Regions from separate parts of the Mus musculus genome. Here region 2 is linked to region 1. Evidence: chromatin contacts called from ENCODE Hi-C or POLR2A ChIA-PET data. All regions are on one chromosome and are shown on one strand. Each heading gives the region's core, a stretch centred on a gene start or an enhancer-like site at or near the end of the contact. The rest is flanking DNA. Distances are from core to core; before and after follow the strand shown.

Region 1 (7,843 bases), core at 3,790-6,289:
ACCATCCTGCTTTCTCATGCACGTGCCAAGTCTTTTACGGGCATGCTCAGTAGAGGCTGAAGACTAGAAAAGTTAACTTGCCATCTTGATCGATGGGAGACTCCCCCACCAAAATCCCGGCAGCATTATACAGGGAATATGAAGCACCAGCTACCCTCGGAGGCTTGGCATCCTATGAATGATGTTTCAAAGGATGCTCACACACAAGAACAGGGCAGGCTCTAAAGACTTTGCCCACGAACCGCTTAAAGCCCTCCAATCATTTCGCAGTGGCCCAGGATCGCGGCTGCCAGTGTTCTCTGGATATTACAGAGTTCCTTTCTCTTGGGGAGTTTGACTCCGCTCTCTAATTAATGCCACCATTTCTATCCAGTGATAGAAAAATGAGGCAGAATGGTCCCACCGCCATTTGCCCCAACCTTCTCTCCTCTTGGGATGCTGTGCACGTTTTTTATATTCAACTTGGTTTGAACAAAAGGCAAGATTCCCCCACTCCTGCCCAGAAGGCACTGTGGGGTAATGAATATGGAAGAGGAACAGTGAACTCTTCTGCGGCCCCGAGAACTCCCTGGTTGCTAGGAGGCTGGGGACTCTCAGGATTACTTTAGGTTTGATAACTGAAAAGAGACACTGAAAGAAGGCATCGTCTTCATGACCGAAAGGTTCAGTTTTCTATGCAGCTGTCTCCTTGCAGGACCTGATCAGCACTCTATGTGTCTGCTCTGACCTTGGAAGCCTACATTTTTTTCTCCTGAAGGGAGCAGAAAAGAACAAGGCCAAAGGTCAAGCCCACTGCTATAAATCACATTCGACACTGGTGACTACTTACTACTACATGTTAGAAATGGGGCTGCCTCGCTAAAACTTATAAAGGCCTATATCTCTACTTGAAGCTCCTACTGTGTGCTAGATAGCTGCACTAAACCCAGGATAGCTATCAGCGTGTATTTCTTTTAAAATGTCCTGGGGTTTTCCTCATTTCCCAAATATTTTTTTAAATTATTTCCCTTAATTTTCATATTTTCTGGAGGGATTTCTAAAAAGTCTCTCCAAGATGAAGCTATTGTAGATTATTTAGCACTTTTTTTTTTTTTGAAGAGGCTTATCGTGTCCTCTGAATGCAAATAATTTACCTACAACAAGACTCTTCTTGACTGAAAATGGAGTATGGTAACAGGAAATGGTGAAGCCAATGGCTGGGCTAACAAAAGGAAGCGTCAAGGCCTTCATGTCCCTAAGTCGCTTCATTTCCCAGTTCACGCTATGAGACAAGAAACAAAGGCTCAGCTTGCACCCAGGACAACCAACTTGCTACAAGTGCATCCCCTTCCCATTCTGTAGGAGGAGCTTCCTCCAAATGATGTCCACCGGTCTCATGCAACATCAGCTTCTAGCACCTCCCACATTCTGAAAGGAGCCAAATATGGGGAAGGAAATGATAAGATACTTGTCCTCTCGTGAAATCAGCATCCTAAAAGTTACATAGGAGAAAGGACCCATTTCCCTCTCAATGCTCAGACAGACATTAAGGCATGCCCAATGCCTTAGTATCCATTATTTCTTTCAATGAACACTAGATCTGCTTTGCATTCCATGAACTTGATGACATTTACAATAAAACAGTAAGTAACAGCTCTCCTTCCTAGACAAGACTACGTTTTGTCCAACCCTGCATCCTCAAGAGAATCTAGCAAGACACTGGTCTTGGGGGACGCCCCACCAAAGGCTGAATGAATGACACAGCTCTCTCCTTGGGTTCCTCTGCTCTCAGAAGTAACTTGACGTTGAATTCGGCCACCAGCTGGAAATGGATCATCCTGGGAAGACCACCTGACCATCTGCAGGTGGCACCCAGGATGGAATGAGCGAATCGTGTAAAATTGGAAGCCTCTTCCTCGTGCCCTCAAAGATGTCTCACAGCGCTGGGTAATCATGGACCTCTTTTGCAAAGTCTGAAAGTGTGATCACAAGGAAGCGAAGATGAAACGGGTAAAAAATAGACTCCTCAGGAGTGTGCCTGACATTATTAAAAGAGTCTTGCAGGCTTGTGAGAGAACTGATAGCCACCTGCCCTCGAACAGCTCCACATTTGGGGTCAATTCTGAATTCTGGGGTGGGTATGGAGGGCAGGAAAGAGAGAGGTTTGCTGAGTGAGGATGCAGTGAGGGAGGGAAGCCTGGAATTAACTGAACTCTCTTGTGTACATGAGGCCTATGGGCATGGTGTTCGAGGGTAGAGTTGGATCTAGGTGTACAGTGCATTGACTGGACATGAGCCTAAAGAATAGAACAACCGCAGCCGCCACTTAAATTACTTAATCATAAACTATGCTTGTTACTTCCTTCCCAAAACTGGTTTGTCACAAGAGAGAAAATCCAGGGAGTGTGATTGCCAAAATAGCATGCAACATCCTTATATTACCTGATTTTGAAATAAAAGGGATAGCTACTTTGAGGCTTTTTCTGGGAATGGAGACGTGGTCACAGTACATTTTTAAAGTGTGAGACACTGACCCCAATTTAAAAGGATTTGCTATTCAGGGAGAAAGTAAGGCTTGACTATAAGTACCAACCACAAGCTTAAAACAATCTCCCCAGTTAAGACAGGGTTTAGAGTGGTTTGGTCTCCACGCTTCCACGACATTGCATTTAAAAGCAAATTCTTTCCAGAATGAAACATTTTTCACACCCTTACTTGTAAGGGACACAAAATGCAAGGTTCGCAGGATTTCCCCCTTCAGCATCCCTGGTCCAGTATCACAAGCCAGTGAATGGGATTCAAAGAAAACCAGCTCATTCCAGGAGGCTCTGAGCAGTCACCGCTTTCTCACAAGAAACCTATTTTTTGAAGCCTTCAATTCTAGGACCATTGTGTTTGCCCTTCCCATCCGGCATGCAAAACACGATACAGCCTCCATTCCATCCACAGCACTGATGCAAGCTATGCTAAGTCCACGCGCAATCGTGCGAGCGTTCCGTATGCAAACACACCACGACTCCCTCCCCAAGCTTTCAATGAGCTCCACGGCATAGCTCCTGCATACAAATTGAAACAGACTCAGACGGACATGGGCAGAGCTTCCCCCTGCCTCGAATCTCCAGAACGGTGCAAAGAACCTGTTCCTTTTTTTAAAAGGGGGGGAGGGAGTGTTTAAATATCCTCTAAGCCATAATGCAGGCAGGCCCAGGCGAACCTGGTATTGCGGGCAACCCTGGACTAAGGCTCGCCTTTCACAAAGCTCAGGGAAGGCTGCAGCCATCCTATCTCCCTGCAGACCAGATGCTCAGCTCAATCCCCCTCCCCGATTTTTACCTAAAGAATAGCTCTCCAACCCCATATTGAGAGGGCCTGCTGTGGATCTTACAGAGGTACAAAATGGTGGATGGGAGCTAATTTTTCCCTGCTCTCCCCATACATAACTCGGCACATCCATCACCGCAGGTCCTCCTCTACCCCAAACCCTCAACTAGCCGCGGCGCAGCAATCACAGGCGGCGGCTGAACCGTGCTTTACCAACCTGATGTCATGTAGCCCCTAGAAGCCTGGGGCGCGAAGGCCGCGGGGAAGCGCTTGTGCAGGCGGTAGTCCTTCTCGCTGCGGGACCTCATGCGGTCCGAGGCCCGGTCCGAGAAATCCGAGCTAGGCCAGGCTCGCCGCAAGGTTGTGCTCCGGGTCTTCTTCATGGTGGGAAAGGGCGACCCTGGTGCCCCGATAGTAGGGCCTCAGCGCCAGGGCGCAGCGCGCTGCTTCATCCGTCTACCGAGGCCACGACCCGGGAGGACTCTGCGCACATTTTTTCCCCCAGCCCCTCTTCTCGTCGGTGTCTACACCGCCGGCGGCAGGTCCGGCCCTCCCCACGCCCCCCCACACCCCCACGGAGAAGGCTCGGATTTTACACTCGTCCCACAATGCATTCCACTTCATTTGCAATCCGCCGGGCTTCCAGCTTCCAGATTCCTGAGGGGGAAGGCACGTTGGGAGGCTCGGCGGCCGGGAGGGGGCGGCCCGGGTGGGGGCGCCGAGACTTGCAGCGTGGAAGCAATGGGAGCGCAGACAATGGCCCGATTCAGCGCAGGAGTGCTTAGCCAACTGTGCGCCACAGCACAAAAGACCCAAACAAATGAGGAAGCCGAGGCCTCCGGGGGCCGACCCGGGATCGCACGCCCCGGCAGCTTGACCGGTGGGCGGCAGCCCCAACCGCACTAGGAGGCTTCAGCGCGAGGCGTGGGGATGACAGCGTCCGAGTCGCGTCCCCCTGGACCTCCCAGCCGCGAGGGCCGCAGTCCCCGGCGCCCGCTGTCTCTGCTTCTCTCTCGCAGTCCTCGGGAGGCAGTCTTCATTCCAGAGGCTCGAACGGGGGGCGCACGGGAGCACCGGGACCGCCGCTGCGACAACGCAGGAAGAGCCCCGTTGGGTGCTGGCGACCGCGGCGCGCCGTCAGGCTTCCTCCTTCCGAGGCTGGCGGGGGCGCGGGAGGGTGGGGGCGCGTGCCGACACGCGTGGGTCCCCCGCCGCAGGCATACTCTTACTCACGGGCCGCGGTGGCTGCGGAGCCCGGCGATCGGCCCCCGCGCGAGGCCATCGCGGCTCGGGGACTAGCGCGTTGCGCTCTGGCACCGCCGAAAGCGGGACGGCTACCCAGTGTCATGCTAATCTCGGGGCAGCGCGGAGGCTCGGCGTAGATCCCCGCAGCAAAGCCCCAGCGGCGACGGCGACGGCGGCGGCGGCGGCGGCGGCGCGGGGCCTGGGCCCTGCGGATGACACCGCGCGGATCGTTCCACGTCTTTCCGATGGTCCCTCCCCCTCGCTCCGAGGGCTAGCCTTCGTGGGAACGCGCTGATCTGCGGCGCCCGGCCTGGTCCACCTGCGCCCAGCCGGAGACGCGGGGCGCCGCGAACGCGCGGGGACGCCAGGCCCACGCCGACTGCCACGCGCCAACGGCCTGCGCCCTCTGCGATCCTGAGTGGAAGTCACTCCCCAATGGCCTGGTTGCGCTGGCGGGCCCGGGGCCTCTGCACCGCCGGGCCCTGCACAGCTGCTTATGGTCCAAGCACCAATCGCTGCAGGACAGCGGTGCGCGCGGAGGAGGGGGCGCGGGCCAGACGCGAGGTCACGCCGAGTTAAAGGCGCCCGGCCTGGCCGCCAGCCCCGCCACGCGCCGCCACTCCCATTCTTATCCACCACTCTCACCTCCCCATTTGGGTTGCCAAAAATGCGTTTTGAGCTCTAAACAAGGAGAATAAACTTGATTGCCTCTGGAGGTGATCTGTCATTTCCCGTTTGAGCTGGGTGGTTTTTTTTTTTTTTTTTCTTTCTTTCTTTCTTTTTTTTTTTTTTCCTTTTCTTTAATGCATCTGTGACAACGAGACGTTCCCAATCATTTTTAAAGGTGGCATTCCACGCTGATGGGTGACAAGATGCAGAGCCAGCAATAGGAAGCCTTCATGGAAACGTGTATTCAGCAGTCGGAGGGCCCTAAAGGGTTAAGATTCAGGAAGCTCTGGCAAGACATCCAGGAGGCAGAAAGGCAATGAGATCTAGAAGGGAGGCCATCATCCATCTCCAGTATGTGGCTTGGTAATACATAGCCAGAACAACCTCTCTGTGGATACCAAGGGGGTGGGGATAAAAAGCCACAAGTCGCATATAAAACCTATAACTACATCAAGCAATATTAATTACTAACTACAAACCTATTAGCTAAATGTTTAGCGACCTCCTTTTAGATTCAAGACAAGCCTTTAAAAGGTACCCTTTGCTAAAATGGCAAGGAACAGAAAGACGACTGGTTTAGAAGATCAATGTGTAAAGGGCCATAGAGGTGAATTTTTTGTTAATGTTTTCACGAATGGGCGTTACTGACATTCAGGTATCTCAAATCAACAAAACATCAGTTCTCAAGACACCAAAATGGTCACACAAATTTTTGCAGTAATTATGACTTAAGAGGGATTGTGATCATGTGACAACTTTGGTATTCATTCACTGAGCAGATTAAATAGGCAACATACCAAATATGGTCCCATGCAATGAATGGTCCAGCAGAAAAGAAATGCAGGAAGCTGAGTTAAAGCCAAAAGTTGTGCCACATTTTATAAAGATGCATTAACCTCTGTGAGGCATGCCAGTAGCTGGGGCCTAGAGCATGAAGAGCCCCTCAAAGAGTGAAGGGATTGGTGTCCAGGGCCATGGGAACAAGTGCGACGGTCCTGAAGTCTAAACCAGTCTTGGTTTCTGTTGGAAGAAATGCAAGAAGGCCAGTATGGCTGGAGTCAGAGCTGAACAGGAAAGCCGTGGGCGGTGAGGTCAGAGAGAGGGAGCGTAGATCATGCAGGGACTTGCTAGCCATGTTCAAAGTTTTATTTCCTACTCTTGATGGACTGGGGGCCACAGAAGAACTCAAAGCAAAAATACAGCCATAATTTTATAATTTCTATATAGAAGGAGTTTAGAGGGTATAATATAAGGCAGGGGCTAGTTGGTAATTACATGTAATATGTTTTTAAAAAATGATCATGTTCACACTGTGAAAGGATGAGTGGGGCTGGTATACATTTGAAGAGGAGAGCTACATCTGGTCTCAGTCGCTTGTGACAACAGACCTTGCAGGGAACTGAGAGCATCCACTGGCCAAGCAGCCACACCAGGCACCTAAGAAGCAGGCAGCAAACATGCCAGGGTTCTCAGAACCCAGATGATGCATGAAGCAGGTATGGTAGCCGCTGCCACCCACCCACCCCCACCACTGTCAGTAACTGACTCACCCACGTCAGCTAACAATGCGCAATGGTCATCCCAAGAGAACGGATGAGTGCAGCCACTGGGAAAGTCGGGTTCATCATGTCCATTCATCTGTGCTATGGGAAAGACTGCTTTGTTCATGGGACCCCGGGATTCCCCAGCCACAGCGCCTAGCCGCCAAGTCCTCCTAGAGCCATAGCGTATCCTAGTCATGAACTATCTATTTACCAAGTCAGCCCATTGTTGGGAACCCCAATATTCAATCTGAGAAATTCACAACTAAGATTTAATTGCTAGGGATTCAGTTCAGCTACAAGAATGGGGAGTTGAGTTATAAAACCACAACCCACGTAAAAAGCCAGGTGTGCGCTTGTAAACCCAGCACTTGGAGGGGCAGAGACTAGAGGATCACTGGGGCTCCCCAGTCAGCCAGTCTGTAATCCTCAAAGATACAGATCCAGGTCAGACCAGAGACATTGTCTCAAAACAAAACAAAACAAAACACCAAAAAAGCCACTGACAGCATCCGGGAACAGTGCCTAAAATGAACCTCTGGCCTCCACCTGTGCATGTACCTCCAACCCACCCACACAAACACACACATACACAAATTCACATGCACATGTAGACGCACACACACAGGCATACACAGATACCTATACATAAACACGCTGCATAGCCATACATATAACAATGGCCAAGCAAGTCCAATTTCTAAAATTAAAGTTTTAATCAAGCTTAAGACGCCTTTGCATACTTAGTTTTATGTATGAGATCATAAATACTAAGGAGATCTGTTTTGTGACTTGACTTCGATTGTGTCATTGTTTTTAGGCTCGTTAAGAAGGAAAAAGTGTAAAGTTTGACTGAGATTCTCCTCTAAAGTTTAAATCATTTAAAATTATCAGATTTGTCGCGCGTTGAGTGAATTTAAGAGGCACGGAGTGTGTGCCCCAGATGGTAGGGACGTCTCGTTCTAGTCATTGCTGCTCAGTGTTCTAACTAGGTGACTAGGAAAGGCTATTAAACACTAGGAAAGATTTGAGCTAAAGTCTTTCCCAGTCAGATATGTCAACTGATTTAAAATTTTTGAATATACAAA
Region 2 (7,843 bases), core at 3,593-6,092, 47 kb before region 1:
TCTTTCCATGTCCTCATGTCCGTCTCTTCCCTGTTGGCCATGTCACTGCCCCTTGGCTTAGCAACTGGCCTTCTGAAAGTCTGTCTGTTAGTCTCTTCCATGGACCTCGGGTTTGACGGCCAGAATCAGCTATCCTTCCAAGGCTTTCTTATAGTTACTGGCAAAAGCCCTCATGCTTTAAATATATGGACACAAACAGCATCCTTTTATTTCTTCTAAAAAGAGTATCACTGGGTAGCCTAGGCTGGCTTCTCATTCACACCCCTCTTGCCTCCACAACCTTCTAACTGCTATGAGTACACCTGTATCTTACCATACTCAGCTTGCATCATCATCATCATCCTTTTGGTTTTTTAAGATAAGGTTTCTTTGTGTAGCCCTGGCTGTTATAGAACTAGCTCTATAGACCAGGCTGGCCTTGAACTCACAGAGATCCGCCTGCCTCTACCTCCTGAATGCTGGGATTAAAGGTATGCACCACTGCTGCTAAAACTTGCAACCTTATTTGGGATCCAATAAAAAAAAACAAAAAACATGGTGATTATATGAGAACAGGTAACAAAATGCCCTAACTATATCAGAAAGATATTCTTTCCAAGCAACTACTAGAGCTGAAAGAACAAATAACATTACTCCTGACCCATCAGTAAAGATATCTCAGGAAGAATAAAGAACCTGGTTATTTTAGCAATGAAATACACATGGGGTCATTTACTGAAGTGCTATCTCCTGCCAGGCACTATACAGAGATCACCTAACTTAATGCCACTCACTCTGTGTTGTAAATATAACTCTGATTTCCAGTATTCGGTTACTTATTCTATGTCTGGAAGCAAGTCGATGGCACATCTTGTTTTACTCAAACTGACTCTGCCCATATCCCAAACCCCATGTCTCGGCACACTAAGAACACACTCAACATGCAAGCACAGTGAACAGTCAAGAAAACAAAGACGCAAAGAACTGCTTTGATTACTCATCATAACATCGCCACCCTTAGTTCCCTAATTTCAAATGTCAAGACTACAAACGCTTAGGTGAACCAATAGAAAGAAGGGATAAAAGGTAACGCCATGACGTCATAGGGCACTTCAACAGACAGCACATCTAAAACGTCACAAAACACTTCCATTTGGTGTTTCTGAGATCAGGAATAGCGTTCGTTAAGTATTTCAAATAAGACACCCCCTTTTAAAAAAAATCTACGCTACATAGATCAGAATCTGGTTGGCAGTCAGTGCTGGTCTCGATGCTTTGAGGACAAAAGAAAGACCAAGACACAGCGCTGTGAACCTATAAGAAACAAACTTCCAACTCAGGAAAGCGCAGGAAAAAAAAAAGAACTATAATTGACAAGACAGGACCCCTGGGACCACTGTTAGAGCATTATGAAATAAACACAACCTCGTCATACCGATATAAACCAGGGAAACTCCAAATACATAAGCATTTGACATGAAAACCACTTAAATATGTAAGACATAACATATCCAAAGAGATTCTAGGTCATGGGGTTCTGAAGATGGGTTCTTTCCAAACAAAACAACTGAATATTGACCAGCAGTCCAACTAAGAATCCGTTCTCTACATCAAGTTCTCTTCCAAGCGTTTTTTTTTTTTCATGCCATTCATCCAACAACAAAACAACAACAACAACAACAAAAATCCCTCCTTCACAAACAAAACCAGTCTTTCAGGTTAGCTCCTATCTCAGTGATTAAGGCTCTGGGTTGGCACAAAAGTTTATTTGCATCCTATCAGAAATATCTTAGCAACACAGATACAGATCCTCTTGTAATAATCAGTTTCACTTAAAAATTATTTTTGTCCCATGCATGGTACCATAGGACTATAGTCTGAGCACTTGAAAGGCTGAAGCAGGGGGATTGCAAATTTGGATTAATTAATAAATACAGAGCACACAAACAATCAAAAATACATTTTGTGAATGAAGTTCCCAGATCTGACCTTCGAGTGTCACAATAAAAGTCCATGTAAAAGCCACCATGATTTTCTCAGTAGGGGGACAGCCACTCTCTACTGCTTACCACTATCATCTAAAGGTACTGACTCTACAGGAATGACCCAGGTGAGCACTCTGTCCCCAAGTCACTTGCCCACACCTGACTGGAGGAGGAGGGGGAGGAGGGGGAGCAGGAGGAGTGGGCGTTATTGTGGAAAGACCAATCTAAAACCAACAAGTGTCCCAGAGCTACACCCGAGAACTGCAGACTTGGGACGTTTATCTGCTCCAATGCTTTAATGCTCTTGACATTCTGCCTTCCAGATTCCTCGTGTTTATTCTCGAATTCTCTTTTTTCACTTTTGCATTTTCCAAAAAAAAGCACTGCCTATTACAACTAAACCCCTTTTGTAAACACAGGGCAAGGGCTGAGACTTGTCTCTAATGGGGAATTTGTCATGAAAGGCATTTTAAAAGTCTTGAACAACTCAAATTATCTACAGTCACATTTTTTTTTCTCTAGACAGCCCTGAAGGATCGTGTTTGGGGGACTTTACAGAGCAGAAGCATTAGCAGGCATGCATTGTGTCAGAGCAAAGCCCCACGCTAAGCTACTGGGCTCACTTGATAATATTAGTGGGGCAAGAGAAACAGGGCAACGCGGTCTACGATTCATCTCTGGGCATCGGGCTTCGCATCAATCACAAGTCACTCATTGTGGAACCTGTCACAAGACATAATGGCTCACACCAGTTGCAACTTGCAGGAACTCCTCCTGAAGAGGGTTTTCAAAATAGTTAAGAACCTTGCAAAATGCAATAGAAGCAACACAATCTTTCTTAGCCTTTTATTTCACCGTCTTTCCTGTATTAATTTTGCATATCTTAAAAGTGCCGGGTGGGCTGTATAATGAAGATTGTTTTGCAAAGGCAAATGAGACCCACCAGTCATTCAAATATCAAATATTTGAATTTTGTCAGTTGACTAAGGAAAATCAGTCAGCCTGTAGTACAAAATGGGGCACACCTGCCTATGATGGTAAATACATTTTACTTCTCAAGCTTAAAGCAAAGGAGACGATGGAGCCTACACAGGGGGTGGAGGTTAGGAGAGATCCTGCTTTTACTCACTGGAGTGTGCATTACATAGGATCCAATCTTACGTAAACTAAATTATTAATGAACCTCAAAAGTGTTTAAATTAGCAAAGCATGTCTGAGATTTGGAGCTGCAAAGGTCCTCTCCCCAGGGAAAGGCAGGCTACGGAACATTAAGGTGTTTATAATGAGGAAGTGCCAGTCTTGCCAACAGGTGGATATTTTTCCCCCTCTCTGGGTCCCTGCATTCTGCTTTGTTTTAGACAAAGGACTCCAAGCCTGTGTAGCTCAAGGGCCCTTGCACTCCTTGTCTAAGAACCTGCAGTCTGGTTCCGGTATCTGCACCACTAGAGAGAATCAACCCATTGGAAAAAGTCACATCACAAGATGGTACTCTTGCTACAATGTTTCCAATTAATTATTTAAAAAGCCAGTTACAACGTTCCCTCTACTTCTCTTTAGGAAGGTCTATTATTCTCAAAGACATATAAACAGAGTGAAAGTCAACCAGGCTTTCAAGTCTTTAAATGCATAGAGGGGTCAGTTTGATGCACGGCAGAACCTTCTACCCACTGCTTAACAGCTTTGAATTTCCTGAGGTGATGGTCCCGCTGGATCAACTAGGTTCTGAGACACGTCTGTGGCCTGACCTCAGATAAAGCTGGGCAACTGGCAGAGTTCACCATGCTCTGCAGGGGCAGAAATAGGCATTCCTTGTTGCTGAGGTGGTTTCATTCTGCTTATTCATTTAAAGACTTAGGCCTTTTCTAGGAACAGTTTGCAAGGTGAATACAACAAGAAGCCAATACAGCAGCAGCTGGGTCCAAATGCTGGCTCACACACGTCTCTCTGGAGCTGGGGTGAATCCAATCATCCAGTGCAGTTCCCCCCACTAGTTAGGGACACCACCGATGTAGACGCTGCCCCGACCGTCATAGGGCACCAGTTTACTACCCACAAATCTGACAAAACGTTCCCAGACTACCTGAACAGATCCTGGAGAGGATCTGAGTCACGGTGCCACAGAGAACCAGGGTCGGGGCTTAGGGGTTTGTCTCTGTCACCAGCACCCTCCGTGCTTCACAAACCACCCATCCACAGCCCTCCCTCTCTGCTGTCTGTAAACTCGGCTTCCTTTTTAGATTCGAGTTTGAACGGTCAATGCATTTATTCAGTAGATCATTCTGAAGCAGCCACGTATTCTGTTCGATAAATGGGGGGAAAAAAAACCCTGTAGGATCATTATCAGGATATAAACTGGCCAATCTCAAGGAATCAAAAACGAGCAAAACTGGCACTTTCTGCAACCCCCTCATGGCTATCATAAACACGAATCATACAAAAGACTCTAAAAAGTAATCAATGCCAAAATCGTCTCCAGATAGGAACAAGTTTGCTTACCCAACACAAATGCACTTTAAAATATCATTTATCCACCAAGAGAGATTGTCACTGATGCCAGAGATCAAATGCATGTTGACTCTATGCAGGATGAATAACATGGAGGGTTATCTCTTTTTTTTTTTTTTTTTTTTTTTTTTTTTTTGGACTACGCTTGAGATTCTATATGCCACGTCTGCACGTGTTATCTGTAATACAACGCAAGCCCATATAAGAGAACAAATGAAGGCAGCTGTAAAACTTCCTTACGGGTTACAGTCAGTAATTAAGGCAAAGAGAAAGGAGAGCGCTCTAAACTGCAGTCTTTCGGAGCCAGGAGCTCCTAATCCCCAAAGATTCCGAAGCATTACCTCATTGCAGCCTTGAGACAAGCTGAGCATTCACTCTGGGTCTTACCCAGCATCCACCGGTTCACACAAAGACAACAGAGGCGTGACCAATCACATTGTGGCTAGCAGGCACTGTTGCAAAGCCCTCTCCCAATATTACCCATTGACATGCTCGCTGGCAGCCCTGCTGAACTTGTTGTCATGGCAACACATCCCAGCTGCTCACCGAGGCTTGTTCTATTACTTTTTTTTTTCTTTTCACCGCTCACTTAGCTAATTAAAATTTTAGAACTATGTTTTGCATGTTGGACGCAAATTAAAACAATGCAGGGTCCTTCTCTTTTCTCCCTCCCCGTCCCCCCCACCCCATTTTTTTCTTCAATGAAGCTTTAAAAAATGCTGGGAAAAGCTAACTGAAGGACACTCCCATGAAGTCCCAATATAACCAATCAATGGAGAGACTGCATGTAGCTGTAGCCAGATGGAATTTGTCGCTAAACCTAATCTGCAGCAAAGCAAAACCAAACCATGAACGTCGCTAACAACACTCTTCCTGTTTTGAAATCTGTAAGCCAATTTGGCATAGATTACGTATGTTGCAATATTTGCATTGTTCTTGGTCAAAATGTTCTCTTAAATGTTGTTGTTTTAACATGATTCTGACTTAAAACAGCTTTACCCAGAATTCCACGATGCAAGCAGAGTGAGTGAGTAAATAAATAAATAAATAAATAAACAAACACAGAGAGGATTGGGGGGTGGAGGGGGCACTGCCAATATGGCAAGTGCTTAGAGAAGTTCTGGCAAAAATCGCCAGGCTGGCAACCTACTGCATGGGTTCCATTTGCCCACCAGTCTCTACCAAGGTGGCAGCCCCACCGCTGAGAACCCATGGAAAGAAATGCCAGCTTTTGTTTACCAAAGCAAAGAGAAATAAATCCAACATTCCCAACTGCTTCAAGGATGATGGCTCCTCCCTTCATCGTCTTTTCTGAAAATTCCCTCTGCGTCCTGAGCCAAACCTTTGTCACTGGGGAGGATACCAAAGGCATCTTTGAAGGTAAACATCTTAAATTTGAAGGTATCTGAGCCTGCCACCGACACAATTAGCTCTGAGCAAGCTGAACGGGCAGAGACAGCAAACATCGAAGTTCAGAAGGTGCAAGTGCTATTGCGAAGGAGGCCAGTCTGCACTGATTTGAATCAAATGAGAAAAGGGGGAGAGCAACAACAGCCTGGGAACACCGACTTGGATTCTGTTTCCTCCGTGGTTGTGCTATTCATTTTTATCAGTGTGAAATAATCCGCAATGGGCAGATTTGTAGCCCCCGAGTAACCGAGGAGGAGGTAGGGGAGAGCAGGACCCGCCCGGGGAACACGGACTGGGAAAACCCTCTGTAGTCTTGCCTGCATCCCTGAAGGTCTACTTCCGAGTACCAAAGAAAGAAGCCCTGCCCACTTAGATAGTCAAGAATGGTCAAGGACACTGTACAAGGACCTACTTTGTCCTCTGCGAGGAGTAAGGAAGGAACACAGGATGGGAGATCGAGGTAGAGATGACAGCTGGAGCCATCTTAGCTAGCAAAGGTGAAGGCTGTTTTCTTCCTTCCAGGCTTCGAGGACCGTGGCGCTAACAGAAGGCGCACGTAGGATGGATTTCTCAGTTAACCACGGTAGAGTGCAAACAGAACCTCCCAACTCCCACCCAGATGACAGTACGAGGGATTTTAAAGGGAGACGAAAACAAAAGAGAAGATGATAGCAGATGAAGCCATCAGAAAACTCTGGAAAATTGGGGGGGAGCAGATGGGTGAGAAGAGACTAGAACTTTTAAATATTACAAGTGGAGTCACCGACCATGGGCGGCGGTGTGGGCGTGGCGCTTCTGAGAGAACTCTGTGTGTACAGTGAAGCCGAGAAAGCTAGTAAACACCTTGTGGGAGAGGAATATAGATTGGGGAGGAGAGGCTATAGAGTCCAGATTTATCCCTAAATTCTAGGAACATTTGTGTCTATGTTCACGTATGTTACCAGTTCTGTCTGCTGAAAACCCTCAAGAAAAAGGGTCTTCAATAGTCTCTACTATAAGAAACCAGGCGTTCTCTGAGAAATGACTGATTCTCACATATAGGTAGGAAGGACAGAAAGAGTGTAAGTGAACCTGGTACTTTCTGTACCAAAACCGAATGCAAGGGAAAACACACACACACAGAGAAAATATGTCAGGACCAACTTAAGAGGGTTTCTATGGCTGTGAAGATACTAAACATAAACAGGACTCCCTCAAAAGACTCGGCATCCTGAAATAAAAAGAACCCGTAACTCCACTGTGGTGTAAAGATAAACAAGACATCATGGGCTATGCCGAAATGGACAGCCCTTTAAAAAAATAAAATAAACCAACAGCAATTCCCAACTTTAGATGACACTATGCAATTAAAGCATCCCACTGGAGAGCCAGCATTGTAGTGAGAGCGACCTAGGCAGGAATAACCAATGGATACATAGTCAAAGCATAAGGGGAAAGATGGTCAGAGAACAAGCCATTTTACAGCCTCAAGACATCCACAGATTTCCATTGTATACAAAGGGGAAAGGAATGGCAAAAGCAAGCCAGCAGCAGCGTCATCAAATGATCACACTTAGTTACTGCCAGGGAAACAAAGAGCCTCCTCAGCCTTGCCCAGCTATGCACCAAAACTACGTAATGCAGTCTTTGTGGTATTCTTATTTTAAAAGTGTTTATTCTAAGCCTAGTCATGAAATAACCACATGTCTTCAAACTGAGGGGGTATTCTATGAAATGATGAATATGTTATGTCCTAAAGGTCAGAATAACAAAAGACAAACGGGAAATGGGAATTTGCTATTGAAAGATTACCAACATGCAAGTGAATACAACATAGAGCCTCCAGAGCTTAGACTTTCTTTTAACTAGAGGATATTGGGATAACGGGGAATTTAATACTTGGACTTCATAGTGGCTTATAGGTATTAGAGCAATATTTACTTTCTGACTTCTGTTGTCCACGGTTTCACTATATAAAATAATGT

The links. A loop is a pair of places that touch in the nucleus more often than their neighbours do. ChIA-PET counts read pairs that join two places held with the same protein, here RNA polymerase II (POLR2A).
Region 2: a loop to region 1 is called in a map of left cerebral cortex, with 6 times the contacts of the local background. The contact joins the enhancer-like site here to the promoter of Stox2 in region 1. A Hi-C loop is called at or near these places in 5 of 37 maps with a recorded cell type or tissue (all left cerebral cortex). POLR2A ChIA-PET finds 5 or more read pairs at or near these places in 1 of 5 experiments (Patski).

What each region holds. Positions count from the first base shown.
Region 1 is chr8:47,284,363-47,292,205 of GRCm38, forward strand. Stox2 (storkhead box 2) reads right to left here and starts at 5,040. Exons shown (of 4, transcript NM_001114311.1): 1 at 3,518-5,040. The coding sequence starts at 3,683.
Region 2 is chr8:47,237,874-47,245,716 of GRCm38, forward strand. All of the region lies in intron 1 of Stox2 (storkhead box 2), which reads right to left. Among named protein-coding and RNA genes, the nearest start is that of Gm51570, 21 kb to the left of the region's middle. Within about 2 kb of position 4,843, at least 1 of the 3 ENCODE cell types and tissues checked has a DNase peak (open chromatin) inside an H3K27ac peak, as active enhancers do.